Regions from separate parts of the Homo sapiens genome. Here region 1 is linked to region 2. Evidence: read pairs that join two places in POLR2A ChIA-PET (ENCODE). Cell type or tissue: GM12878. All regions are shown on one strand. Each heading gives the region's core, and the rest is flanking DNA. Links, peaks and the distances in the headings are about the cores only.

Region 1 (15,050 bases), core at 244-8,243, 93 kb before region 2:
CCAGCACTTAGGAAGGCCAAGGCGGGCGGACCACGAGGTCAGTTCGAGACTATCCTGGCTAATATGGTGAAACCCCGTCTCTACTAAAAAACACAAAAAATTAGCCAGGCACAGTGGTGGGCGCCTGTACTCCCGGCTACTCGGGAGGCTGAGGCAGAATTGCTTGAACCTGGGAGGCGGAGGCTGCAGTGAGCCAAGATCATACCACTGCACTCCAGCCTGGGTAACAAGAGTGAAACTCCATCTCAAAAAAAAAAAAAAAATTCTAATTGCTGGCTAAATCACTATTATAGAAAACATTATAGTGAACATTTTTTAATATAAAAAAATTCTGTCCTCATTTTATAATACCTAGGTCAGACAGTAATGGGGAGAAACAATTAGTGGGTCAAAAAGTATAAACTTTTAAAGCCTTCATATACTCTATTAAATTGATATCCCGTAAGACTGTATCATATGTAATGAGAATGACTACTTTATCAAAATCTTATCATCACTGGGAATTCTTATTTAATAGGTAAAATACCTTGACAATTTGACACACATATATATGTATGTGTGTCTCACTCTTGTCGCCCAGGCTGGAGTGCAGTGGCGCGATCTTGGCTCACTGCAAGCTCCGCCTCCCGGGTTCACGCCATTCTCCTGACTCAGCCTCCCGAGTAGCTGGGACTACAGGAGCCCGCCATCACTCCCGGCTAATTTTTTGTATTTTTTAGTAGAGACGGGGTTTCACCATGTTAGCCAGGATGGTCTCGATCTCCTGACCTCATGATCCACCCACCTTGGCCTCCCAAAGTGCTGGGATTACAGGCATGAGCTACCGTGCCCAGTCCAATTTTTTTGTTTTTAAGACAGGGTCTCACTCTTCGCCCAGGCTGGAGTACACTGGCTCAATCATAGCTCACTGCAGCCTCCAACTCCCAGGCTCATGTGATCCTCCCATCTCAGCCTCCTGAGTAGCTAGGACTACAGGCATGCACCACCATACCTGGCTAATTTTAAGTAGAGACGAGGTCTTGCTATGTTGCCCAGGCTGCTCTCTAACTCCTGAGCTCAAGCAGTCCTCCCACCTTGGCCTCCCAAAGTCCTAGGACTATAGGCATGAGCTACCACACCCGGCCCATAATTTCAGTGTTTATTTCTTCTGCTGTTAGTAGTAAGGCCAAACCGTCGTTACTATTTGGTTAGTTGTAACTACCTTTTTGAGACAGTCTCGCTCTGTCGCCCAGGCTGGAGTGCAGTGGAGCGATCTTGGCTAACTGCAACCTGTCTCCTGGGTTCAAGCGAATTTCCTGCCTCAGCCTTCCAAGTAGCTGGGACTACAGGCGCACGCTGCCATGCCCAGCTAATTTTTTTGTATTTTAGTAGAGATGGGGTTTCTCCGTGTTGCTCAGGCTGGTCTTGAACTCCTGAGCTCAGGCAATCCACCCGCCTCGGCCTCCCAAAGTGCTGGGATTACAGGCGTGAGCCACCGTGCCCGGCCGATTGGTTATACTTTTGTAAATGAAACTTAATATCTGTAACTTACTTTGAAATAACCCTTAGGATAGAGGCATCTACCTAAATCTACCTATATTGCAACTATCTTATCTTTCTGTAGGTGGTTTATACAACGGTCATTTTATTGTGTCCGGAACAAAGGCAACTTAAAAACAACTCTTTTCCTAATTAAAAAAGCACAACATTAAAAGGTAATAATATTTTTACTGTGAAAAAAATTTTTTAATGAAATACGTAATTTATAAAATGAAAAGCTTGTATATTCCCACACTCCTGGAAAGCCAATTTTAAATACATCAAGGAAAGCCCAATTTAAATGAATCCTCTACTGAATTCTTTTGCAGTATAGATTCACCCTATCAATTACTAGTTTTGTCAATCAGTATTTCACACATAACCTCCGTTTAAAGGTAAGACACACACTTTTCATTCTCCAAGAACAAAAATTGTTCAAGCACAAGGTGATGTACTGACATCAACTCAGTTAGTGACACCCGACTTTCTCAAATTCACCATCAAACTTACCTGGCAGCATGCCTCTCAGGAGCCACAATGATATTTTATTCCAATTCTGTCTTTTAAGATTTAGAACCAAATCACACGTTTCAGAGTACCTCCTGTCCCTCTTCATAGGCCCTCATTTTCAGGATCTTTTAATTTTCTTCACCCTATTAAGTCTGCTTTTTTTTTTTGAGACAGAGTGTGGCTCTGTCGCCCAGGCTGGAGTGCAGTGGTGCAATCTCGGCTCACTGCAAACTCCGCCTCCCGGGTTCATGCCATTCTCCTGCTTCAGCCTCCCGTTAAGTCTGCTTTTAACAAAAAATTACCTTAATTGTAGCATCCTCTGAAGCAGAGACCATAACACTGAACACAGGATGGAAAATGACTCGAGTGACTGGACTCCTGTGACCACTCAATGCATATTTTTCTGGCGGACGGGGAATCCATTCTTTTGGGTCTCGTTTCTGACCAAGAGGTCCACCTGACGTAAATTCTTCTTTTGCTTCATTTAGCTTTGATTCTAATTCCATAACCTTGAAAAAGAACATGTAGTTACGTACAGATAGATTTCAATAAAAATAGCATGTGACATTTTAAAAAACTGCCTTTATTTTGCAACTATGTATGTAGGATACTTGAAAAAATTTCAGTAATCTCCAAAGCATTTGTCAAATTTAAATGAAAATTATTTATTTTGTACAGCATCAAAATCTAAGTCATGTGAGGAAACTAAAAATTGAGAAAAATTCAGTACAATTGCCTTAACTCTTTAACAAAAAGAAAAATTTCGATTTGTATCTGGTGACAGAGTCCTCTACTAATTAGAGAAGGGCAGTGAATTTGTCTTGGTCCCTCTAAGGCTGCTACTCTTAGTAAGTTCTTTCCAAACCACATTATATATGGTAATAATAATATTAATAAAAGCTAATATTTATTGAGCATCTACTATGTGCTAAGCATTTTTCTAAGAGCTTTATATGATGAACTCATAACAATGTTATTTACTTATTCTAACTTTGCCTATGAAGTATCCATTTTAGGACTGGAATATTATTTGTTGTATTTACAGATAAAAATAAAAGCTCAGAGATAAAAACAACTTGTCTACGAGCACATTTTAGTGTTCTTTTCCCAGCATTAATCACAATGGCTCCATGTATTCTTTCCTTCTAAGTGCACAAATGAGTTCTTTCAGTATCAATTCCTCAAAGTCAGGACTATGCAGATTGAACCCAGTCAGCAACTCCAGATATGTGAATTACCATGTATCTGCAATAATATGCCTAGGTCATACTTTTCATGAAGCACAAAAAATGTATTTTTATTTGCTTTTTAAAGATTAGATGCAATTATTAATTAATGCAGAAGAATGTTATTTTCAGAAAGTTTATATAACTGAATACAACTAATTTTAAAGAAAAAAGACTTAGTTACCTTCTTTTGTAATCTAATAACAGATGTCCATTTTTTTTCCAAAAGACCAGCATACTTTTTATCTAATTCTTCATTCTAGAGAAAATAAATTTAGAATTTTTAAAAAATGGCTTAACTATGATCCTCAAGACAAAGATCATTCATCTTTAAGTCCAAATATTACTAAAAATCTGATTATAAAAAAAGGGAGTGGCTGGGCATGGTGGCTCACCTGTAATCCCAGCACTTTGGGAAGCTAAGGCGGGTGGATCACCTGAGGTCTGGAGTTTGAGACCAGCCTGGCCAACATGGCGAGACCCCGTCTCTACTAAAAATACAAAAATTAGCTGGGTGTGGTGGTGCGTGCCTGTAATCCCAGCTACTCGGAAGGCTGAAGTAGGAGAATCGCTTGAATCTGGGAGGCAGAGGTTGCAGTGAGCCGAGATCACGCCACTGCACTCCAGCCTGGGAGACAAAGTGAGACTCCATCTCAAAAATTAAAATAAAAAATAAAAAAAAAAGGAGTGAAAATCAAGTTCAGTACCAAGTAGACCACAATAACAAATGACAAAATTGTGCGTAACTGTTAACTACAGATACTTGAGTGAAAATCCACTCATTAACTATACTTTGAATTGTAAAAAGTAAAACATACCACATCTAATTCAGCTTCCTTTTTAAAAACTGAATATGCCTCTTCATAGCCATTTGAACGAAGATAATCTGCTATAGCTCGATTTCTGAAAGAAAAATTCAAATGACTCCTAAAAAAAAGACCTCATTTCTATTCTGAAGAAATAGAATTTATTTAAAATCTCATTAACCCTGAAGATACTCTTTTCAAGAGTATTCCCTTTCAAATCATACAAGTATTTCATTAAAAAGGACACCCCCGCAAAGCCTCCAGAACTTTTAGCCCCTGTCATACTACATCCATAATATTATATTCTTAGTTATAAGTTTTTCTTTCTTTTTTTTAACATCAGAAGAGAAACTTCATATTTATAAGTTTCAAATGTGTTGCTTACCTCACAAGCTGTAGGCACTCTATAGATCAAGCTATGGCTCTGTGACAGCAACCATCAATTTTGCTAACATTTACATTTAGTCTTTCTTTACCACTTGTTATACACTCAAGGGCTGACAGCTGGAATTTAGTTTTGCAGAGAAAAGTTTTGAGAAAACTAAAGTATTTTCATATTAGAAATAACTTTGAACCATTGGAGTGGGTGAAAAAAAGCAATCATACAGTATAAACTTAGTGTACTGTCGTAGAATGAGACATTCATTTAGAATTAGAACTTGAAGGTTAGAGAAGCTGAATTAGCCTTTTCATGTTTGCCTTCTACAGTTTGAGTACCCTTTATACAAAATGCTCGGGACCAAAAATGTTTTGGGCTTTATAGATGGAGAGAGAAAGAGAGAGAGAGAGAGAGAGAGAGAGAGCGATAGATAGATATAGATATATATCACAAAGTCAGGAGTTGGAGACCAGCCTGGCCAACATGGTGAAACCCCGTCTCCACTAAAAATACAAAAATTAGCTGGCGTGGTGGCAAGCCCCTGTAATCCCAGCTACTCGGGAGGCCAAGGCAGAAGAATTGCTTGAACCCGGGAGGCGGAGATTGCAGTGAGCCAAGACCGCATCACTGCACTCTAGCCTGGGCAACAGAGCAAGATTCCTTCTCAAAAAAAAAAAAAAAAGGCCAGGTGTGGTGGCACATGCCTGTAATCCCACCTACTTGGGAAGCTGAGGCAGGAGAATCACTTGAACCTGGGAGGTGGAGGCTGTGGTGAGCCCAGTTCGTGCCACTGCACTCCAGCCTAGGCAACAACAGCGAAACTACGTCTCAAAATACAAAACAAAACACACTCCAGTAGTATTGTATAACTGGTGGGATTACTGGCTTTAATTCAATGGTATGTTTAAAACAAATCAGCAAAGAAAGATAACAGGGAATTACCAGCAAAAACTTTATGTTCCAGGTAATTATGAGCATGCCAAAAATCAACGTATAATAATTACAGGGTTAGGCCAGCGCAGTGGCTCACGTCTGTAATCCCAGCACTTTGGGAGGCCGAGGCGGGCAAATCACAAGGTCAGAAGTTCAAGACCAGAGGCTGGGAGCGGTGGCTCACGCCTGTAATCTCAGCACTTTGGGAGCCCGAGGTGGGCGCATCACGAGGTCGGGAGCTCGAGACCAGCCTGGCCAACATGGTGAAACTCCATCTCTACTAAAAATACAAAAATTAGCCAGGTGTGGTGGTATGCGCCTGTAGTCCCAGCTACTTGGAAGACTGACGCAGAATTGCTTGAACCCGGGAGGCAAAGGTTGCAGTGAGCTGAGACTGCACCACTGCACTCCAGCCTGGGAAACAGAGTGAAACTCTGTCTCAAAAAAAAAAAAAATCCAGAGAATTTTAGCACTACCACCTTTGATGCCCTGCCTCTCAATATTTAAGCCAACAATCTGATCCAGTTAATGTAGAACCTTTAACTTCAGCAAGGTGTACTACCGTTACTAAAAGTAATAAGTTAAGTAAAGACTGAAGAACCTCAGCAGGTGGCAGTGGCTCACACCTGTAATCCCAGCACTTTGGGAGGCTGAGGCGGGAGAATGGCTTGAGCCTGGCAGGTTGAGGTTGCAGCAAGCTGTGAGTGAGCCCCTGCATTCCAGCCTGCCTATCAGAGCAAGACCCTCTCTCAAAAAAACAACAAACAAAACAAAACAAAAACCCACAAAACTCTTGGTTCTAACAGCCTAAAGGGTGCTTCTGGGGCTTGCTACTAATCTCAGTTGTTGACCTAGAGTTGATTTTCATCAGCTTTATTTTATTTTATTTTTTGCTCTGTTGCCCAGGCTGGAGTGCAGTGGTGCGATCTCCACTCACGACAAGCTCTGCCTCCTGGGTTCACACCATTCTCCTGCCTCAGCCTCCCCAGTAGCTGGGACTACAGGTGCCCGCCACCACGCTTGGCTCTTTCTTTCTTTATTTAGAGACAGAGTTTCACTCTTATTGCCCAGGCTGGGGTGCAATGGCGTGATCTTGGCTCACCACAACCTCTGTCTCCCAGGTTCAAGCGATTCTCCTGCATCAGCCTCCAGAGTAGCTGGGATTACAGGCAGGTGCCACGATGCCCAGCTAATTTTGTATTTTTAGTAGAGACGGGGTTTCTCCATGTTGGTCAGGCTGGTCTTCTCAAACTCCTGACCTCAGGTGATCCGCCCACCTTGGCCTCCCAAAGTGTTGGGATTACAGGCGTTAGCCACTGTACCTGGCCTCATCAGCTTTATTAAGGATGGAATCTTCACCTCTTTGAAACCAGTCACTAGAATTAAAGAGAAATTCACACAGAAGTAAAATGGAGTAGACCAAAACCAGTAATACTATAAAGAATCAGAGAAGGCTGGGCGCAGTGGCCTACGCATGTAATTCCAGCACTTTGGGAGGCCCAGGAGGGCAGATCACTTGAGGACAGGAGTTCAAGAGCAGCCTGGCCAACATGGTGAAACCCCATCTCTACTAAAAATACAAAAAATTAGCCGGGTATGGTGGCAGGAGCCTGTAATCCCAGCTACTTGGGAGGCTGAGGCAGGAGAATTGCTTGAATCTGGGAGGCAAAGGTTTCGGTGAGCCAAGATTGCGTCACTGCACTCCAGCCTGGATGACAGAGTGAAACTCCGTCACACACACACACACACACACACACACACACACACACACACACACAAAGAGGTTAAAAAAATAAAAATGGTTAAGAAAAATAAAAAAGAAAATGGTTAAAATCAAAACTGAGATGAAGGACTTTTATCCATGAGCAAACAGATCCTAAGCTAGACACAGCCTAGGCTTAAATATCAAACTATTACAAACATAACGAATGAAATTATTTTCTAAACTATTACAAGTTTATGAAAATGCCAGCATTCGATTTTAAGCACTTTAGCTGACTTCCTACATTCTTTTCATTTGTTTTTATCCCCTAGGGTAATTTCTGCAGCTGTAATACTAGTCATAACACCTCATCAATACCACCCATAAGATTTTTTTTTTTTTTTTTTTTTTTGAGATGGAGTCTCCTCCAGGCTGGAGCGCAATGGCGCAAGCTCGGCTCACTGCAACCTCCGCCTCCTGGGTTCAAGCAATTCTCCTGCCTCAGCCTCCTGAGTAGCTGGGATTATAGGCACCCACCACCACGCCCAGCTAATTTTTTGTATTTTTTTGTAGAGATGGGGTTTCATCACGTCAGCCTCCCAGAGTGCTGGGATTACAGACATGAGCCACCACGCCTGGCCAATAATAGTATTTTACAAACTGTATACTCTAGCATTCTAAGAATGAAAAAGTTCTAAGAGTTCCGTAACCATTTTAATTTCATTGCTCATATGAAGAAAAAACAAGGTTAAGTCAAAGGCTGATGAACTGAGATGTTTTCTTACTAGACCCATTTAAAGAGATACACTAATAGCCAGGACAATCCTAAGCAAAAAGAACAAAGCTGGAGGCATCACACGTACTACCTGACTTCAAACTATACTACAAGGCTACAGTAACCAAAACAGCATGCTACTGGTACCAAAACAGACACACAGACCAAGGGAACAGAACAGAGACCTCAGAAATAACACCACATATCTACAAACATCTGATCTTCAACAAACCTGACAAAAACAAGCAATGGGGAAAGGATTCCTTAATTAATAAATGGTGCTCAAAAAACTGGTTAGCCATATGCAGAAAACTGAAACTGGACCCCTTCCTTACACCTTATACAAAAAATAAGTCAAGATGGATTAAAGACTTACATGTAAAACCCAAAACCATAAAAATCCTAGAAGAAAACCTAGGCAATACCATTCAGGCATGGGCAAAGATTTCTTGATGAAAATGCCAAAAGCAACTGCATCAAAAGCTAAAATTGACAAGTGGGATCTAATTAAACTCAAGAGTTTCTGCACAGCAAAATAAACTATCATCAGAGTGAACATGCAACCTACAGAACGGGAAAAAAAAACCATCAAAAAGTGGGCAAAGGATATGAACAGACACTTCTCAAAAGAAGACATTTATGTGGCCAAAAAACATATGAAAAAAAGCTCAACATCACTGATCATTAGAGAAATGCAAATCAAAACCACAATGAGATACTATCTCACACCAGTCAGAATGGCGATTATTATAAAGTCAAGAAACGAAAGATGCTGGCAAGGCTGTGGAGAAATAGGAATGCTTTTACACGATTGGTGGGAATATAAATTAGTTCAACCATCATGGAAGATAGTGTGGTGATTCCTCAAGAATCTAGAAGCAGAAATACCATTTGACCCAGCAATCCCATTACTGGGTATATACCCAAAGGAATATAAATCATTTTGCTATAAAGACACATGCACACATGTTTACTGCAGCACTATTTACAACAGCAAAGACATGGAACCAACCCAAATGCCTATCAATGACAGACTGGATAAAGAAAATGTGGTACACATACACCATGGAATACTATGCAGCCATAAAAAGGAATGAGATCATGTCCTTTGTGGCGACATGGATGAAGCTAGAAGCCACCATCCTCAGCAGACTAACACAGGAACAGAAAACCAAGCACCGCATGCTCTCACGCATAACTGGGAGTTGAACAATGAGAACACATGGACCACAGGGAGGGGAACAACACACACCCGGGCCTGTTGGTGGGGGTGGGGGTTGAGGGGAGGGAGAGCATCAGGACAAATAGCTAATGCGTGTGGAGCTTAAAACCTAGGTGATGACTTGATAGGTGCAGCAAACCACCATGGCACACATTTACCTATGTAACAAACCTGCACATTCTGCACATGTATCCCGGAACTTAAAGTAAAATAAAAATTAAAAAAAAAAAAAGATACACTGAAAAGGCTAAGCTTGCATATTCAGGGCAGCAATGGAGATAACATGCATTCCTCTAAAAGGTCCAGGGGCCCAACAAATCTGAGATGTCTGCAGGGCTGTTGAAGGCTCTGGGAAGGTAACACAAAAGACCAGGCAGTATCAAGCATGACACCACCAGAAGCACACATGGAGTCATCCTTAGTACCCTCCTCCAAAAGACATCTCTCACACCACCCCGGGCTATACTGTTTTAGATAACAAGATGAAACTATATAGTCTTGGGAGAGAATGTGATTAAAATTTATTTCCAGGGCAGAGATATACAGGGGATCATTCCCTAAGCTGCAGCCACAGGATATCAATCAAGTCTCAAACAGGTAACAAGGCTTCCTAATTTTTTTTTGAAACGGAGTCTCACTCTGTCACCCAGGCTGGAGTGCAGTGGCATGATCTCGGCTCACTGAAGCCTGTTTCCTGAGTTCAAGTGATTCTCATGCCTCAGCCTCCTGAGTAGCTGGGATTACAGGTGAGCACCACCATGCCCAGCTAATTTTTTTTTTAATATTTTTAGTGGAGACGGGGTTTCACTGTGTTGGCTAGGCTGGTCTCAAACTCCTGGCCTCATGTGACCTGACTGCCTTGGCCTCCCAGTGCTGGGATTACAGTCATCAGCCACCACGCCCAGCCAAGGCTTCCTTTTTTTTTTTTTTTTTTTTTGGCGAGGCAGTCTCACTCTGTCGCCAGGCTGGAATGCAGTGGCACAATCTCAGCTCACCACAACCTCACGATTCTCCTGGCTCAGCCTCCCGAGTAGCTGGGACTACAGGCGTGTGCCACCATGCCCAGCTAATTTTTGCATTTTTAGCAGAGACGGGGTTTCACCATATTGGCAAGGATGGTCTCGATCTCTTGACCTTGTGATCCGCCCGCCTTGGCCTCCCAAAGTGCTGGGATAACAGGCGTGGGCCACTGTACCTGGCCTTTTTTTTTTTGAAACGGAGTCTTATTCTGTCATCCAGGCTGCAGTGTGGCAATCTCGGCTCACTGCAACCTCCCCCTCCTGGGTTCAAGCGATTCTCCTGCCTCAGCCTCCTGAGAAGCTGAGACTACAGGCACGTGCCATTAGGCCCAGCTAATTTTTGTATTTTTAGTAGAGACGGGGTTTTGCCATGTTGGCCAGGGTGGTCTTGAATTCATGATCTCAAGTGATTCGTCCACCTTGGCCCAAAGTGCTGGGATTACAGGTGTGAGCCACTGTGTCCAGCCAAGACTTCCTAAACTTTTATGCTACAATACCCTACTGACTCTTCAGGGAAAGGGCAGCACAGATGTGATGAGTTCCTGGCCATAGGTCTTATACTTCTCCAACCTCACGTACCCTAAGAAATCTGTCTGACAAATTGATTGCCATTACCATCCTTCACCATCACATTCTAAGATAACTACTTCCAAAAGGTAGTTCAGGATTTAACTACTACCAGTCTTAGGACAAGTACAAGTTCAGCAAGAGGTTATAATGAGACCTTATCCATGGCAGAGACAAAGTGAAGAAGAATGTAATTCAGGCAATGCAGGGTGAGTGGACCTTTATCTTCCCCATCAAGCAAAAAGAACCCTGTACCCAGTATACTAGCCTGCTCGATTCCATTTCTTTTCATCAGACGGCTGGGTCTCAGATGACATCCTGATATACCCTCCAGCCCACAGTTGCAACAAAAGCCAAAAATGATCTACCAGTTAAGTATATCACACTGCACTTTTTAAAAAGCAAAACCAAATAAATAAACAAAAAATATGCATTACTGTTCATTCTCGTATTTCGATTAAATTTCTTGAGTAATGGAAACACAAAACAGAGGGCAGTCACTAAACAGTTGTTTTCAGCCTCCACCCTTATTTATCTGTGTTTCCCTCTTTACCCTTTTAACCTGTTAAGAAAAATAACATTACTGAAAACTAAAATACTTAAAGGTCTAAGAGAGAAAGGGGGTTGGGGGAGAGGGAGAGAGAATGTCACACTAACCCAGCTGAACTCCTAATTATGTTGTTTTAAAGTTACTATATTATTGACTGACACTTAGAAAAAAACTGCATGGCCTGCTACAGGCCAGAGGTCAGCTACGTTTCCAGAGAGGAGGAGATTTTGCCTTAGTTGTTCAGCATAATTTACAACTGTGAGATCCACTCAGGATATATTCCTATAAAAATATTTTGCATTATTTCAAAAACTCATAAGGCAAAGTCAGGTTGTACAATAGGAAAGATACACAATACAACTGTCATGTATTGAATAGTTTGAAACATTTATATTTTTAAAATGTAAAGCAAAATTTCACTATAAAACATGTAAAGAAAAAAGGAAAGAGGAAGAAGGGATGAGTGCTTGTTATTTCCAGTTTTATACCAAGGAATATAAAAGAAGGTTAAGTTATATATGGTCCCTTGCCTCCTAGGATCTTGTAAACCTATCTGAGGAGCAAAATAAAAGCTACTGAAGTCTATGAAATTTAATTCAAAGACGAGAGAAATGAGACTGAATGGAAGAATCTTTTTATAAAGGCGAGATGCGAGGACTTAAAGGAAATAGTAAGTATTACCTAGGCAGGGAGCTGAGCTGGACCAAGTGAATCAGAATGGTACATTATGGAGATCTCAATGTTTACCTAAAAACATCTGATCAAATTCAACATTCTTGGCCAGGCGTGGTAGCTCACGCCTGTAATCCCACCACTTTGGGAGACTGAGGTGGGTGGATCACTTGAGGTCAGGAGTTTGAGACCAGCCTGGCCAACATGGTGAAACCTCAGCTCTACTAAAAATACAATATTAGCCGGGCACGGCGGTGGACACCTGTAATCCCAGCTACTTGGGAGGCTGAGGCAGGAGAATCACTTGAACCTGGGAGGTGGAGTATTGCAGTGAGCCAAGATGGCGCCACTGCCTTACAGCCTGGGTGACACAGTGAGACTCTTGTCTCAAAAAACAGAAACAAATTCAACATTCTTGATTTTTAAACATTCCTCATTAACGGAAAGGTCTTCATTAAGAATGTTCATTAACATCAGGAAAAAAGAAATCTCTCAAACCTTCAACCAATAAATCTAATAGTTAATGGCAGAACACTAGAAACACTTGTGTCAAAGAACAAGGCAAAGATGCTATAATCATTCCTATTACTTAAAACTGCTCTAGTGAAGCTGAGGCAGGAGAATGGCGTGAACCTGAGAGGCGCAGCTTGCAGTGGGCCCAGGCTGCGCCACTGCACTCCAGCCTGGGCTACAGAGCGAGACTCTGTCTCAAAAAAAAAACTGCTCTAAATCAGGTGGCATTAAAATAATGAGAGAAATGGCTAGAAACAGAAACAGACTATGTAGGACATTCAAGGCAAGAAAAAGCAATTGAATGAAAACAGTAATTTTAAAAGACCTATTTATCAGAAGTGTCAGAAGTATACAGGCAGATTACATGAAACAGCAAACTAAACAAAGGAAGACCACTGTATAGTAAGTCAAGCCCTAAAAAACAATGAAGATCCCTTAAAATCAGGTCATATTCATAATAGGCATCCCCAGAATTATCTGATTAAATATAGCTTCCAATTGTTGATGGAGCAGTTTTTACTCTGCACTGAAGAGCAGGATATTCAATTATCTACAATACTGCTAATAATGTATTTATATTTTTAGAATTAGGATAGGTCAAGTCATAGTATATGGTAGTCATTCACTGCCACCTGATGAATCATTTACTTGTCCCGGGCCCCTTTCCTCACTCTTTGAAAAAAAAAAAAGATGAGGTCTTGCTCTGTCACCCAAGCTGGAGTGCTGTGGCACAATCATGGCTCACTGCATCCTCAAGCTCCTGGGCTCAATGGATCCTCCTGCTTCAGCCTCCTGAGTAGCTGGAACTACAGGCACATGCCACCATGATGGGTTAATTTTTTTTTAAAGTAGAGATAGGGTCTCAATATGTTGTCTAGACTGGTCCTTTTTTCCCTTTTAAATAGCTAATTGTGGCCAGGCGCAGTGGCTCACGCCTGTAATCCCAGCACTTTGGGAGGCTGAGGCGGGCAGATCACGAGGTTAGGAGTTCGAGACCAGCCTGGCCAACATAGTGAAACCCCGTCTCTACTAAAAATACAAAAAAAATTAGCCGGGCGTGGTGGCAGATGTCTGTAGTCTCAGTCACTTGGGAGGCTGAAGCAGGAGAATCACTTGAACCCAGGGGCGGAGGTTGCAGTGAGCCGAGATCGTGCCACTGCACTCCAGCCTGGGTGACAGATGGAGACTCAGTCTCAAAACAAACAAAACAAAACGAAAACCACCTAATTGCATCCCATCCTTCAGCTGACCTCCAACTCCACACAGAAAATAGAAGCTACTCAGCATATAACTTTCTCAATGTAGTTTCCTGTATTTGTGGCACTGCTTTCCTCTTCTATTTTTTTTTTTTTCACATCGGTCGGGTAATGTGACGACATTGTAACAAGGCTGGAGGGTGGTACATCTTACACATGTGTGTGAACACCCTGTCGTCACACGTAGCAACTACAAAAGAATCTCCCTTCCTCTTCTGTGATGTGTTTTCTCTTTCTTGAGACAGGGTCTTGCCATGTCACCTAGGCTGGAGGGCTGTGGCACAATCTCAGCTTATTGCAACCTCTGCCTCCGGAGTAGCTGGGATTACCAGGCATGTGCCACCACACCCAGCTAATTTTTATATTTTTAGTGGAGACATGTTTTCTCCATGTTGGTCAGGCTGATGTTGAATTCCTGACTTCAGGTGATCCACCTGCTTCGGCCTCCCAAGGTGCTGGGATTACAGAAGTGAGCCACTGTGCCTGGCCTACGATGTGTCTTCTCTTTCTAATACAATTCTCTAGAATACCCTCCATCTTTCAGTGAAATGCAATGTGATGTGGTATGTAAAAGGGCTTTGTATGAATTCTCCAGAAAGTCAACAATTTTGACCTTGATCATATCTTGATCATCTTTATAGATGCCTACATTTCACTCTTATAAACACACACACACACACACACACACACACACACATATATGTATATATATATTTTTTAAATGATCAGCAATTTCATTCTGGAAATCAAAAATTTCCAAAGAATAAAAAAATCTAACACAAGCTGGGCATGGTGGCTCACACCTGTAATCCCAGCACTTTGAAAGGCCAATGCGGGAGGATTGTTTGAGCCCCAGAGTTATGAGCTATGATCATGCCATTGCACTACTCCAGCCTGAACCCTGTCTCTTTTAAAAAAAAAAAAAAGAAGAAAAAAAAAAGCCACGCAGGGTGGCTCACACCTGTAATTCCAGCACTTCGAGAGGCTGAGGCAGGCAGACTGCTTGAGCCCAGGAGTTCAAGACCAGCCTGGGCAACATGGCAAAAATCTGTCTCTATAAAAAATAGAAAAATTAGCTAGGCATGGTGGCACACACCTGTAGTCCCAACAACTTGGGAGGCTGAGGTGAGAGGATGGTTTGAGCCCGGGAGGCGGAGGCTGCAGTGAACTGAGATTGAGCCACTGCACTCCAGCCTCGGTAACAGAGCCAGACACTATCTCAAAAAACAAACAAAAACTAACACAAACTGAGAATATTTTAATCCTCCTCTGAAGACTCAGAGGGCCTTTTTAATTTTTTACCTTAAGGCAATAATTAGAAACAACCGTCACTGCATAGAAAGTGAAAATATAGACAATATGATTATAGATTCCATCATTATCAAACTTTTAAAGTTGAAAA
Region 2 (15,744 bases), core at 3,864-11,863:
ACCCATTTGAGTGAGCCTAAGGGAAAAAAAAAGGGCAGTTTTGAAAGGATAGAGAGGTGCTTTCATAGCACTGATGGACAGGTATGCAGCAGGGTCCTGAAAGCATCTGGAACCAGGACCAGCAAAGCAATCTTTGTCATTTCTTTTCTTTTCTTTTTTTTTTTTTTTTGAGACGGAGTCTTGCTCTGTTGCCCAGGCTGGAAAGCAGTGACACGATCTCGGCTCACTGCAACCTCTGCCTCCCGGGTTCAAGCGATTTTCATGCCTCAGCCTCCCAAGTATATGGGATTACAGGCATGGGTCATTATGCCTGGCTAATGGCTCACACCTGTTATCTCAGCACTTTGGGAGGGTAAGGAGAGCTGATCACTTGAACCCAGGAGTTGGAGACCAGGGCTAGCAAAACCCCAGCTCTTTGAAACAAAGACAAAAATTAGCTGGGCATGGTGGTGTGCACTTGTAGTCCCAGCTACTCGGGAGGCTGAGGTGGGAGGATTGATTGAGCCCAGAAGGTCAGGGCTGTAGTAAGCTGTGATCCTGCCGCTGCACCCCAGCCTGGGAGATAGAGCAAGAGCCTATCTCAAAATAATAATAATAATAATAATAATAATAATAATAATAATAATAACTTTAAAAATATAGTAAACTGCCTATTTTCCAAAGTGGCTGTACCCTTTTCACATTCCCACTTGCAATGTATATGTATGAAACTTCCAGTTATTCTGTATCCTCTACAACATTTCGTATTATGAATTTATTTAATTTAATTAATTAATTTATTTATTTTGAGACGGAGTCTCGCTCTGTCACCCAGGCTGGAGTACAGTGGCAAAATCTCGGCTCACTGCAAGCTCCGTCTCCCGGGTTCACACCATTCTGCTGCCTCAGCCTCCCGAGTAGCTGCGACTACAGGCACCTGCCACCATGCCCGGCTAATTTTTTTCGTATTTTTTTAGGAGAGACGGGGTTTCACCGTGTGAACCTCGTGATCCGCCCGCCTTGGCCTCCCAAAGTGCTGGGATTACAGGCATGTGCCACCACGCCCGGCTTATTTTTATTTTAACCACTCTAATAAGTACGTGGTGGTATCTCATTATGGTTTTAATTTGCACCCGATGGCTAATGACATTGAACTTTTTTTCATGTACTTGCCATCTTTTTCTCTTACCTAGTGGAGATCTATTTATATATTTTGCCCACTTTTTTCCTTTTTTTAATTTTTAATAGAGATGGGGGGAGGTCTCACTATGTTGGCCAGGCTGGTCTCGAACTGTTAGCCTCAAGTGATCTGCCCGCCTCAGCCTCCCAAAGCACTGGGATTACAGATGTGAGCCACCACACCCAGCCCCGGATACAAAGCTTTTATCAGATGTGTGTTTTTAAAATATTTTCTTTCAATTTGTGTCTTGTCTTTTCATTTTCTTAACAGTGTTTTTGGAGGGCAGAGGTTTTCATTTATTGAGTCTAATTGAAACATTTTTTACGGTTCATGTTTTTTGTGTGTCTTATCTATGAAATTTTTGCCTGTCCATAAGTTATAAATATTTTCTTCTGAAAGTTTATAGCTTTAAGTTTAAATTTAGGGGTATGATTCATTTCAGGTTCATTTTTGTATATGGTACACATTATGGATCATGGTTCCCTTTCTTACATATTAATATCCAATTGTTCCAGCACCATTTGCAGAAATCAACTTGTTCTTAACTACCACATTATGTTGTATACAACAGTTATCCTCCCTATTTGTACCAAAGTCTGGTGAGGTTTGTGGATATACAAGTGACACACTTCGCTATTCTGTACAATTTGCAAAGTACTGTCTATTTAATTACATAATTTCATTTGAATCTCAATTAGCCCTTTGAGGTAGAAATAAAATATTATTACTTCCATTTTTCAGATGAAGAGATGGAGAGTAGCTGGGTGCTTTGCCCAAGATGACAAAGCATTCAGTGAGAGCATCAGGATTGAAACCCAGGTCTTCTGCAATCAGTGCTATTTTCTTGTTTTTTTTTCTTGTTTTTTTTTGTTTGTTTGTTTGTTTTGGCGGGGGACAGTGTCACTCTGTCGTCCAGGCTGGAGTACGGTGGCATGATCTTGGCACACTGCAACCTCCGCCTTCCGGGTTCAAGCGATTCTCCTACCTCAGCCTCCTGAGTAGCTGGGATTACAGGCACGTGCCACCATGCCTGTACTTTTAGTAGAGATGGGGTTTCGCCATGTTGGCCAGGCTGGTCTCGAACTCCTGACCTCAGGTGATCCCCCTGTCTTGGCCTCCCAAAGTGCTGGGATTACAGGCGCGAGCCACCACGCCGGGCCAAGCTGCATTTTCAAAGATCCAAGCTGTTCCTAAAAATAGACTCTACTTGGGAGCCCTGGAAGCAAAAGTTAATGCTCACTACTTAATTTTGAGTTTACTGCACCTTGAAGACTGGAAAGGTACAGAGATTTGGTGCAGCTGGGATCTAAGATTTGGTGCAGCTGGGATCTGAGAGGGTGGTCATTTGGGCTGCCCACAAGAAGTGGTCTCCTGTTTCCACCCTGCTATATGAACTGGCCATGGTCATGCAAACTTTATTTTACAAAAACGTAACTGGAATTATTTTCTTTAAAACATTCCTGGTTGGCCAGGAGCAGTGGCTCACACCTGTAATCCCAGCACTTTGGGAGGCAGAGGCGGGTGGATCACGAGGTCAGGAGTTCGAGACCAGCCTGGCCAACATAATGAAACCTCGTCTCTACTAAAAATACAAACTATTAGCTGGGCGTGGTGGCGGGTGCCTGTAGTCCCATCTATTTGGGAGGCTGAAGCAGAAGAATCGCTGGAACCCGGGAGGTGGAGGTTGCAGTGAGCCGAGATTATGCCACTGCACTCCAGCCTTGGCAACAGAGTGAGACTCCATCTCAAAAAGAAAACAAAACAAAACATTCCTGGCTGAGCGCGGTGGCTCACACCTGTAATTCCAGCACTTTGGGAGGCCGAGGCTGGCGATCACCAGGTCAAGAGATCAAGATCATCCTGGCCAACATGGTGAAACCCCATCTCTACTAAAAATACAAAAATTAGCTGGGCATGGTGGCAGGTGCCTGTAATCCCAGCTACTCGGAAGGCTGAGGCAGGAGAATCGCTTGAACCCAGGAGGCAGAGGTTGCAGTGAGCTGAGATCACGCCACTGCACTCCAACCTGGGTGACAGAATGAGACTCCATCACAAAATAAATAAATAAATAAATAAAAATAAAAATAAAAAATAAAAAAATATCCTGAACTTCAAATAGTCCAAATATCAGAGCAATAAACGGATTTGCTTTATGTTTTGGGTTATTTCCCCAGCCTCGTAGCCACGTCTTTTCTCTGGGAAGCATACCCACAGATTACATCACTAGAGTGGGTTCTTGGGAGCCATTTTGCTTCTATCTGACTCTGCCTCCCTGGCCATGGCTGCATGGCATGGACCACAGCCCCAACTCAGATGATCACTGGGAATTTAGGATTGGACTGAGAAGCAGCGAATCAGTTCGAAGGTGGCTGGGATTTTAACATGTGGACTGGGAGCTACACAGCAGCCATATTCCGCTTGTGAAGTGGAGCACAGGGGAGAAAATAAAAGCAGATATGCAGAGAGAAAAGGACTGTAGCAGGGCGGGGGCAGCAGAGACACAAGATTGCTTTACAGGCCAGGCGTGGTGGCTCATGCGGGCGGATCACTTGATGTTAGGAGTTCGAGACCAGCCTGGCCAACATGGCGAAGCCCCGTCTCTACTAAAAATACAAAAATGAGCTGGGTGTGGCGGCGCACACTTTTAATCCCAGCTATTCAGGAGGTTGAGGTGGGAGGATCGCTTGAACTCAAGAGGTAGAGGTTGCAGTAAGCCGAGATCGCACCACTGCACTCCAGCCTGGGTGACAGAGCAAGACCCTGTCTCGAAAAAAAATTTTAAAATGGATGTTCATCAACTGGTGAATGGATAAGTACACGTAGTGCAGTCATACAATGGAATACTATACTGCAGTAAAAGGAGCAAATGATTACTGCACTCCCTTGGATGAACCTCAGATACATTGTGCTGAATGAAAGAAGCCAAGCTCCAGTGGTTCCATTTATATAACATTCTGGAAAAATCAAATTATAGGGGCAGGCTGGGCGTAGTGGCTCATGACTATAATCCCAGTATTTTAGGAGGCCAAGACGAGAGGATCACTTGAGCCTGGGAGTTCAAGACCAGCCTGGGCAACATAGTGAAACCCTGTCTCTACAAAAAATACAAAAATTATCTGGGTGTGGTGGCACGCACCTGTCGTCCTAGCTACTTGAAAGGCTGAGGTGGGAGGATTACTTGACCCCAGGAGGCGGAGGTTGTAGTGAGCCAAGATTGCACCACTGTACTCCAGCCCGGGCAACACAGCAAGATTCCGACTAAAAAACAAAAAATTGTAAGGACAGAAATCAGGTCAGTAGTTGCCAAGGGGTAAGGGCAGACGGTGAAGTACAAAGGAGCACAGAGAACTTTTGGGGAATGGAGTTATACTATATCTTTTTGTTTGTTTGTTTGTTTTTGAGACAGGGTCTTGCCCTGTCGCCCAGGCTGGAGTGCAATGGCACAATCTCGGCTCACTGCAACCTCTGCCCCACGGGTTCAAACGATTCTCCTGCCTCAGGCTCCAAAGTAGCTGGGACTACAGGCGCCCACCACCATGCCCGGCTAATTTTTGTATTTTGTAGAGATGGGGTTTTGCCTGTTGGCCAGGCTGGTCTCAAACTCCTGATGTCAGGTGATCCACCCACCGTGGCCTCCCAAAGTGCTGGGATTACAGGTGTGAGCCACCATGCCTGGCCGAGCTATACTATATTTTGATTGTGGTGACAGTTATACAACTGCCTGTATTGGGCAAAACTCATAGAACTGACTGGGTGCGGTGGCTCACACCTGTAATCCCAGCACTTTGAGAGGCCGAGACGGGCAGATCACCTGAGGTTGGGAGTTTGAGACCAGCCTGACAAACATAGAGAAACCCTGTCTCTACTAAAAATACAAAATTAGCCGGGCGTGGTGGCACATGCTTGTAGTCCCAGCTACTCAGGAGGCTGAGGCAGGAGAATCCCTTGAACCTGGGAGGCAGAGGTTGCGGTGAGCTGAGATCGTGCCATTGCACTCCAGCCTGCTCAACAAGAGTGAAACTGTCTCAAAAAAAAAAAGAAAAAAAAAAAACTCATAGAACTGTATACCTAAAAAGTGAATTTTACTGCATGTAAATCATTTCTTAATAAACCTGACATTTAAAACAAAAACAAGTTTGGCAGTTTCTCAAAAAGTTAAACACAGAATAAACATATGGTCCAGCAATTCTACAGCCAGGTGTATAGCCAAAAGAGTTGAAAGCCAGGACTCAAACAGTAGCATTATTCACAATAGCCAAAAGCTGGAAACAACTCAAATGTCCATTGAAGATGAATGCATAAACAAAATGTGGTATATATTATTTTCCTTTTTTTTTCTTTTTTTTTTTCTGAGACAGAGTCTGACCCTGTCGCCCAGGCTGGAGAGCAGCGGCGTGATCTCGGCTCACTGCAACCTCCACCTCCCAAGTTCAAGTGATTCTCCTGCCTCAGCCTCCCAAGTAGCAGGTGCATGCCACCACAAAAATATGATATATATTAATACATACAATGGAATATTATTCAGTCATAAAAAGGAATAAGGCCGGGCACCTATAATTCTGGCGTATTGGGAGGTCAAAGCGGGAGGATCACTTAAGCCCAGGATTTCAAGATGAGTGTGGGCAACATGACCAGACTCTGTCTCTACTAAAAATAAACAAATTGCCGGGCGCGGTGGCTCAGGCCTGTAATCCCAGCACTTTGGGAGACCGAGGCGGGCAGATAACCAGGTCAGGAGATCGAGACCATCCTGGCAAACACAGTGAAACCCCGTCTCTACTAAAAATACCAAAAATTAGCCGGGCATGGTGGCAGGTGCCTGTAGTCCCAGCTACTCGGGAGGCTGAGGCAGGAGAATGGCGTCAACCCGGGAGGCAGAGTTTGCAGTGAGCCAAGATCGCACCACTGCACTCCAACCTGGGTGACAGAGCGAGACTCTGTCTCAAAAAAGAAAAACAAGGTGGGGCACGGTGGCTCACGCTTGTAATCCCAGCACTTTGGGAGGCTGAGGTGGGTGTATCACGAGGTCAAGAGATGGAGACCATCCTGGCCAATGTGGTGAAACCCCGTCTCTACTAAAAATACAAAAAATTAGGTGGGCATGGTGGTGCACACCTGTAGTCCCAGCTACTCAGGAGGCTGAGGCAGGAGGATCGCTTGAACCTGGGAGTTGGAAGTTACAGTGAGCTGAGATCGCACCACTGCACCCCAGCCTGGTGACAGAGGGGGACTCCACCTCAAAAACAAAACAAAACAAAAGTATGCTTAGTGAAATGAAATAGTATCATAAAAACGTATTGTACTAATTTAATATTTGATAAATGGGATTTCTTTTCATTTATATTCTTTATTAGGGAGGTCGAACGTCCCTCCTCATTAATTTTTTTTTATTGTTTTTTTTTTTTGAGACACAGTTTCACTCTTGTTGCCCATGCTGGAGTGCAATGGCGCAATCTTGGCTCACTGCAACCTCTGCCTCTCAGGTTCAAGCGATTCTCCTGCCTCAGACTCCCGAGTAGCTGGGATTACAGGCGTGTGCTACCATGCCCGGCTAATTTTGTATTTTTAGTAGAGATGGGGTTTCACCATGTTGGTCAGGCTGGTCTCAAACTCCCGACCTCAGGTGATCCGCCCGCCTCGGCCTCCCAAAGTGCCTCCCAAAGGGATTACAGGCGTGAGCCACCACGCCCCGCCATCCCCCCCATTTATATATTTGTAACCTCTTTTTTGTTTATGTTTTTTTGTTTTGTTTTTTGTTTTTGGTAGAGACGGGGTTTTGCCATGTTGCCCAAGCTGGTCTCGAACTACTGGACTCAAGCAATCCACTTGCTGTGGGCTCTCAAAGTGTTGGGTTTACAGGCGTGGGGCTGTCACGCCCAGCCTGTTTATTTGTCAATGTTCTTGGTGCATTTTTCTATTGTCGTATCCACCTTTTCCTCATAGATTAGTAAGAGACCATAAACCATTTGTCTATTACATATGTTGCAAGCATTTCCCCCAGTTTGCCATTTGTGTTTCGACTTTGTGAAGAGATTTTGGCACCAAAAAGCATGGTGAGCCAGATGTGGTGGCTGATGCCTGTAATCCCAGCACTTTGGGAGGCCAAGGCAGGTGAATCACTTGAGGCCAGGAGTTTGAGACCAGACTGGCCAACATGGTAAAACCTTGTTTCTACAAAAATGCAAAAATTAGGGCTGGGCGCGTTGGCTCACACTTATAATCCCAGCACTTTGGGAGGACGAGGTGGGTGGATCACCTGAGGTCAGGTGTTCGAGACCAGCTTGGCCAACATGGTGAAACCCCATGTCTACTGAAAATACAAAAATTAGCCGGACGTGGTGGCGGGTGCTTGTAATCCCAGCTACTCAGGAGGCTGAGGCAGAATAATCACTTGAACCCGGGAGGTGGAGGTTGCAGTGAGCCAAGATTGCGCCATTGCACTCCAGCCTGGGTGACGAGTGAAATTCCGTCTCAAAAAAAAAAAAAAAGCAAAAATCTCCCAGGTACTCCAGAGTCTGACGCGGGAGAATTGCTCAGACCTGAGAGGAGGAACCTGTGGGTGAGCTGAGATCTTGCTGCTGCACTGCCTGGGCTACAGAGCGAGACCCTGTCTCAAAAGAAAAAGAATGTGGTGGGCTTTTTGTTTTGTTTTGGTAGTCAGAACTATTATCTTTTCCTTCCTGTTTTCCACCCTTAGGGCCATATTTAGGAAGTCCTCTACCACCCACAATCATAATAGTACTCATTTTCTTTCTAGAACATTTATGGTTTCATTTTGCACCTTACTTTGCATGTGGTACAGAGTAGACATAAAAATAACTAACTTGTATGAGGCACATTCTGTGTAATAGGCACCGTGGTTTTACTTTTGTATACTCATTATCCCTTTTAATCCTCATAATCATGTGAGGTAGTCATTTTTATTACCTTGCTTTTAAATATGGGAGAAATTAGGCTTTGGGAAGTTAAGGATCTTGCCTGCAATTTACACAGCTAATCAGTGGCAAAACTGGCATTCAAACCCCAAGTCTGTTTACTTTCAAAGGTCTTTGTGTGTGTATGTGTGACAGCGTCTCCTCTGTCACCTAGGCTGGAGTGCAGGGGCACGATCATAGGTCACTGAAGCCTCAACCTCCCAGGCTCAGTTGATCTTCCACTTCAGCCTCCTGAGTAGCTGAGACCACAGGTGTGTGCCACCAAGCCTGGTTAGTTTTTTAAAGATTATTCGTAGAGATGGGGTCTCCCTATGTTGCCCCATCTTACTTTCAAGGGTCTTAATCATTGCTCTGTATTTTTCTACCTTTACTCTCAAATTTTTAGTCATTTTTTCTGGTATCATTTGTCAATTCAGCCTTTCCCCCACTGGTTGATGCCACAATTTTTTTTTTTTTTTTGAGACAGAGTTTCACTCTTGTTGCCCAGGCTGGAGTGCAGTGGCACAGTCTTGGCTCACTGCAGCCTCCGCTTCCTGGATTCAAGCGATTCTCCTGCCTCAGCCTCCTGAGTAGCTAGGATTACAGGTGCATGCCACCATGCCCGACTAATTTTTTGTATATTATTTTTTTATTTTTTCTTGAGACCGAGTCTCGCTCTGTCACCCAGGCTAGAGTGCAGTAGCTCGGTCTCCGCTCACTGCAACCTCCGCCTCCCGGGTTCAAGCAACTCTTCTGCCTCAGCCTCCTGAGTAGCTGGGACTACAGGTGTGCACCACCACATGCCTGGCTAATTTTTGTATTTTCAGTAGAGATGGGGTTTTGCCATGTTGGCCAGGCTGGTCTCAAACTCCTGACCTCAAGTGATCCACACACCTTGGCCTCCCAAAGCGCTGGGATTACAGGCGTGAGCTTTGGTGCCTGGCCGATTGACGCCACTCTTAATATCTAATAGCTTTTGATAATTTTTGAGGTCTATTTCTGCCCGTTTTTTCTCTTCTATTGATTCTTCTGTCCATTCCAGTGTGCACATAGCATACTGTTCTAGTGACTGCTGCATTATTTATACATTCTATTATCTGGTAGGCCAAGTCACGGATAGATGATCTTCTTTTTCAAAGTTTTCAAATTTTTCTTTCATAATGTATTCTTCCAGAAAATCTTTAGAATTATATTGCAAAGTCCTCCAGAAATTCCACTGAGGTTTTTGCTGAAATTGCATGAAAAAGGCTACTGGGGGCTGCGGCTGTCTTGTGTGCGGAGAGTTGAGCTCATCAGGTTCATCCACTCATGGTGCCCATGGTCTTTCACGGTCTCCCATTCATTTGAACCCCACCCTTACTCTTGGTCCACATTCCCCTTCCCCTCCCACATAAACACCCACCATTATGTGTTTCTTGGAAACATAGGTGTAGTAAAAAACATACTCCTGTTTTGTGTGTATGGTTTTTTTTTTCTTTTTGATTTCTTTTTCTTTTTCTTTTTCTTTTTTTTTTTTTTTAACACAGAGTTTGCTCTTGTTGCCCAGGCTGGAGTGCAGTGGTGCGATCTTGGCTCACTGCAACCTCTGCCTCATGGGTTCAAGCGATTTTCTTACCTCAGCCTCCCTAGTAGCTGGGATTACAGGTGCCCACCACCATGCCCGGCTAATTTTTTGTATTTTTAGTAGAGACAGGATTTCTCCATGTTGGTCAGGTTGGTCTCAAACTCCTGACCTCAGGTGATCTGCCCGCCTCGGCCTCCCAAAGTGCTGGGATTACAGGCTTGAGCCACCGTGCCCGGCTTCTTTTCTTTTCTATTTTTATTATTTCTGCAATAAAAGCCACATATGTTGTATGTTTTCTATTTAAATAAACAGTATGGGTCCAAGAATCTTTTTCTATTCCTTTCCAACACTGTTTTTATGTTTGTTTGTTTGTTTGTTTGTTTGAGATGGAGTCTCACTCTGTCGCCCAGGCTGGAGTGCAGTGGCACAGTATCGGCTCACTGCAACCTCCGCCTCCCGGGTTCAAGCGATTCTCCTGCCTCAGCCTCCATAGTAGGTGGGGATAACAGGTGCGCCACCACGCACAGATAATTTTTGTATTTTTAGTAGAGACGGGGTTTTACCATGTTGGCCAGGCTGGTCTGGAACTCCTGACCTCAAGTGATCCACCCGCCTCTGCCTCCCAAAGTGCTGGGATTACAGGCGTGAGCCACTGCGTCCAGCCCCAGCACTGTTTTTCTGACCTCCTCCGGCCGCTGCCTGTCCACCTCGCTCCTGGGTCCTACCGCTGAGCAGCAGCACATGAGATGCACCCAAATATTCCATTAGTGATGGACACCACCTCCTCATTTTTACAACAAATCTGCAGTGAACATCCTTGTACACGACCCCTTGTGGATGGGCGAACTCTCAGATGTACAGAATTCACCTCCCAACCCAGGCTGAGATTGCTGGTTGCTGGGTCTTATATCCTTGACTTCCCCAATTCAGCCACATTTGTTTCTTAAATATCTGCACCAGTTTGCACTCCCATAATGAGACAAAAGGATGATCATTTCTCCAATTTTCACCCTGCTATTTTCTAACTCTAATTTTTGTCCCTCTGCGAGGTATAAAATGGTATCTCATTGTTTTAACTTGCATTTCATTGATTACCAGTGAGTTTGAACATCTGTTTTTTATTATTTCATTTTATTTATGAGACGGACTCTAGCCCTGTCACCCAGGCTGGAGTGCAGTGACTCGATCTCGGCTCACTGCAACCTCCGCCTCTCAGGTTAAAGTGATTCTCCTGCCTCAGCCTCCCGAATAGCTGGGACTACAGGCCCGTGCCACCACACCTGGCTAATTTTTTGTGTTCTTTTTCGTAGAGACAGGGTTTCACTGTGTTAGCCAGGATGGTCTCGATCTCTTGACCTCGTGATACACCCTCCTTGGTCTCCCAAAGTGCTGAGATTATAGGCGTGAGCCATGGCACCTGGCCAGGAACTGCTTCTTTTACAAATTGTCAGCTAATGCTGATGTTCAGCACCAACCTCCACTGCACTTTGAGTTATTCACTGCTCCCAATTCCTGAATCTTTCCAGTCATCTTGCTGCTTTTTGCTTCTCGTGGTCTTCTCTCTCTGCAGGACCTAGAAAAGAGAAAGCTGAAACCTAAATCAATTATCGCTAATCCTTCCCGTCTTCCAAAATGGGGTCGACATCACTCATATTCTCTGCAACTGTTCTCTTTCACCTGTGGATTTATCACATTTTTAGTTCTTTGCTGTTACTTTATTGGGGTAACAGGAAGAACCAAATAAATATTTGGATTCAGGCCAGAGCTGTGGCTCTTGCCTATAATCCCAGTACTGTGGAAGGCCATGCAAGGCAGATCGCTTGAGTCCAGGAGTTTGAGACCAGCCTGGGCAACATGATGAAATCCCGTGTCTACAAAAAATGCGAAAATTAGCTGGATGTGGTAGCACATGTCCGTACTCCCAGCTACTCAGGAAGCTGAGGCAGGAGGATCACTTGAGCCCGGGAGATGGAGGCTGCAGTGAGCTGAGACCATGACATGGCACTCCAGCCTGGGTGACAGAGCAAGACCCTGTCTCAAAAAAAAAAAAAGAAATCAGATTTGATTGGCATGTTTAACCAGACATTCATTATCAAATTTTCCCTATTTTACCTTATTTTATTTTTTTTTGAGATGGATGGAGCGTTGCTTTGTCACCCAGACTGTAGTACAGTGGTGCAGTCTCGGCTTACTGCAATCTCCGCCTCCTGGGTTGAAGCGATTCCCATGCCTCAGCCTCCTGAGTAGCTGGGATTACAGACATGCACTAGAACACCCAGCTAATTTTTGTATTTTTTATAGATACTCGGGAGGTTGAGGCAGGAGAATCACTTGAACCCGCAGGGCGGAGGTTGCAGTGAGCCGAGATTGCGCCACTTCACTCCAGCCTGGGCAAAAGAGTGAGATTCCATCTCAAAAAAAAAAAAAAAAGAATTTTTATTTTTCAGGCTGAATAATATTTCATGTACTATATACCATATTTTATTTATCCATTCATCTGTTTATTATTATTGAGTTTAGTGTGTTGATCTTCTATTTGGTCTTACTGCAAAATTTTGTTTATCGCTAAGATCTTGTTGATTTATATATATATATATATATATATATATATATTTTTTTTTTTTTTTTTTTTTTTTTTTTGAGACAGAATCTTGCTCTGTCGCCCAGGCTGGAGTGCAGTGGTGCGATCTCGGCTCACAGCAACCTCCGCCTCCCGGGTTCAAGCAATTCTCCTGTCTCAGCCTCCTGAGTAGCTGGGACTACAGGTGTGTGCCACCACACCCAGCTAATTTTTTGTATTTTTAGCAGAGACGGGGTTTCACCACACTGGCCAGGCTGGTCTCGAACTCATGATCTCAGGTGATCCACCCGCCTTGGCCTCCCAAAGTGTTGGGATTACAGGCATGAGCCACCAAGCCTGGCCTTTTCTTTTTTGAGTTGGCCAGGCTGGATTCGAACTCCTGACCTCAGGTCATCCACCTGCCTCGGCCTCCCAAAGTGCTGGGATTACAGTCATGAGCCGCCTCGCCCGGCTGGTTCATATGTATTGACTGTACCATCTACAAATATTTTTCTCTCTTTTCTTCTGTATCAATTCCCTATTGATGCTGTAACAAATTACCACAATTTTTTTTTTTTTTCTCGAGACAGAGTCTCGCTCTTTCGCCCAGGCTGGAGTGCAGTGGCATGATCTCAGCTCACTGCAACCTCTGCTTTCCTTCCCGTTTCAAGAGATTTTCCTGCCTCAGCCTCCCCAGTAGCTGGGAAGATAGGCACCCGCCACCATGCCCGGCTAATTTTTGTACTTTTAGTAGAGATGGGGTTTTACCATGTTGGCCAGGATGGTCTCGAGCCCTTGACCTCGTGATCTGCCGGCCTTGGCCTCCCAAAGTGCTGGGATTACAGGCGTGAGCCACTGCGCCCGGACATCCTTATATTTCTCATTTTTAAATTTGGTCTATTTTATTGGCCATCACATACACGTTACAATCTTAACGGCTTAAAGCAACATACGTTTGTTATCTTGTGGCTTAAAGCTACATACTTTTGTTATCTTATTACAATCTATCAGAAGTCCAAAATGAATGTCACTGGGCTAAAATCAATGTGCTGGTAGGCCTGCATTCTTTTCTGGAAGCTGTAGAGGCAAATTGTTTTGTTTTGTTTTGTTTTTTGCATTTTCCACTTTCTAGAAGCTGCCTGCATTCTTTTCTGGAATCTCTAGAGGAAAATTCTTTTTTTTTTTTTTTGCATTTTCCACTTTCTAGAAGCTACCTGCACTCCTCTGCTGGTGGCCCCCTTCCATCTTCAAAACCATCAATGTGCCAGGCGTGGTGGCTCACACCTGTAGTCCCAGCACTTTGGGAGGCCAAGGCAGGAGGATCACTTGGGCCCAGGAGTTTGATATCAGCCTGGGAACATGGTAAAGCCCTGTCTCTACAAAAACAAACAAACAAACAAAAAAACAAACGCAGAAATTAGCTGTGCATGATAGTACGTGCCTGTAGTCCCAGCTACTCGGGAGGCTGAGGTGGAAGGATTACCTGAGCCCAGGAGGTCGAGGCTGCAGTGAGCTGAGACTGAGACACTACACTCTAGCCTGGGCAACAAAGCCAGACCCTGTCTCAAAAAAACCCCACATCTCCGGCCAGCAGAGTCTTTCTCTCATAGTATCACTCTGACCCTCCTTTTTCCTTCTTTCATTTATAAATGTCTTTGTGATCACGTGACCCACCCAGGTACTCCAGAAAAATCTCCCAATCTCAAAATTATTGCAATAGTCACATCTGCAAAATCCTTCCTGCCATGAAAGGTAACACATTCACAAATATGGGGAGTTGGGACATGGACATCTTTGGGGGCCACTCTTCTGCCTACAATACCTGCTTGCCCTTATACTTCTTTTTTTAAAATTTTTATTGTTTTGAGACAGGGTCTCACTCTGTCGTCCAGGCTGGAGTGGAGTGGCACAATCTGGGTTCACTGCAACCTCCACCTCCTGGGCTCAAGTGATCCCCCTACCTCAGCCTCCCAAGTAGCTGGGACTACAGGCCCGTGCCACCAAGCCTGGCTAATTTTTTCTTTTTCTTTTTTTTTTTTTTGAGACAGAGTCTTGCTCTGTCACCCAGGCTGGAGTGCAGTGGCATGATCTTGGCTCACTGCAACCTCCGCCTCTCAGGTTCAAGAGATTATCCTGCCTCAGCTTCCCGAGTAGCTGGGATTACAGGTGCCCACCACCACACCGGCTAATTTTTGTATTTTTAGTACAGACGGGGTTTCACCATATTGGCCAGGCTGGTCTCAAACTCCCAACCTCAGGTGATCCGCCTGCTTCAGCCTCACAAAGTGCTGGGATTACAGGCGTGAGCCACCGCGCCCAGCCGCCTGGCTAATTTTTGTGGGTTTTTTTGTAGAGATAGGTTTTCACCATTTTCTTCAAGCTGGTCTCAAACTCCTGGGCTCAAGCTATCCACCTGCCTCAGTCTCCCAAAGTGCTGGGACTACAGGCATGAGCCACTGCACTCAGACATCCTTATATTTCTCTCTCTCTTTTTTTTTTTGAGATGGAGTTTTGCTCTTGTCGCCCAGGCTGGCATACAATGGCAAGATCTCGGCTCACTGCAACATCCGCCTCCTGGGTTCAAGCTATTCTCCAGCCTCAGCCTCCCGAGTAGCTGGGATTACAGATATGCGCCACCACACCCTGCTAATTTTTGTATTTTTAGCAGAGACGGGGTTTCAGCATGTTGGCCAGGATGGTCTTGATCTCCTGACCCTGTGATCCTCTGCCTTGGCCTCCCAAAGTGCTGAGTTTACAGGCATGAGCCACCACGCCCGGCCTTGGAATGTTTAAAATAGGGCTTTTGACAGCAAAGAGTGTTACTGCAATCAAGGAAGTGGATAACCCTCATGACGCAATGGAAAAATATTTGATCAACATGTATCACCTTTTGTTCTTGTCAGTGAGAATGCTCTTATTGAAAGTAAGAGAAAACCCAAACAATGTGGCTTGAATACTAAAGGTAACACAGTAACTTCCGTAACTGAAGGTCCACAGGTAATGCAGCTTCAGGGGTAGGTCAATAAAGCCTGGTTCTGTTTCTCTGGATTCTTCAACTCCTTCCCATGCTGTCAAATCCTCAGGATGGCTTTCTACAAAGTAACAAGATATTGGGCCGGGATCATTTAGGACTATGGGGAGTATTCTCATTCAAATCTGGAGGATTTTCTACAATCATAGAATGGAAGATAGGATTATTTTGCTTGATTTATTTAGACCTAATGTGGTATTGCTTCTCAGCCTTTTGGCTAAGATCAAGTGTAGTCCTAATGTGGCTCGCATCTAGAACTACAAGTGAGTTACATCCTACCCAAACCATTTTTTCATTTAAAAAAATAATAATAGGCCAGGTACGGTGGCTCACACCTGTAATCCTAGCACTTTGGGAGGCCGAGGCGGGCAGATCACGAGGTCTGGAGATCGAAACCACCCTGGCTCACACAGTGAAACCCCATCTGTACTAAAAATACACACACACACACACACACAAATTAGCTGGGCACGGTGGCAGGCACCTGTAGTCCCAGCTACTGGGGAGGCTGAGGCA

Evidence for each region. ChIA-PET counts read pairs that join two places held together with the same protein. Peaks named below come from ENCODE experiments on the same cell type or tissue, not always from the same donor. Only the 100,000 strongest peaks of a DNase experiment are listed, where the experiment ranks them.
Region 1: POLR2A ChIA-PET joins it to region 2 with 5 read pairs; 6 of 35 experiments call an interaction of 5 or more read pairs at or near these places.

Annotation. Positions count from the first base shown.
Region 1 is chr17:2,654,479-2,669,528 of GRCh38, reverse strand. It overlaps PAFAH1B1 (platelet activating factor acetylhydrolase 1b regulatory subunit 1), which reads right to left. Exons shown (of 11, transcript NM_000430.4): 3 at 4,073-4,157; 4 at 3,439-3,513; 5 at 2,331-2,537. LOC124904127 (small nucleolar RNA U13) reads right to left here and starts at 13,850; the gene lies at 13,747-13,850. RefSeq lists an enhancer at 9,985-10,486. In GM12878, for the core only: no CTCF peak of the experiment used is centred there; no DNase peak of the experiment used is centred there.
Region 2 is chr17:2,564,381-2,580,124 of GRCh38, reverse strand. No RefSeq gene overlaps it. Among named protein-coding and RNA genes, the nearest start is that of PAFAH1B1, 21 kb to the left of the region's middle. In GM12878, for the core only: no CTCF peak of the experiment used is centred there; a DNase peak (open chromatin) is centred at 8,004; H3K4me3 peaks cover 705 bases; H3K27ac peaks cover 870 bases.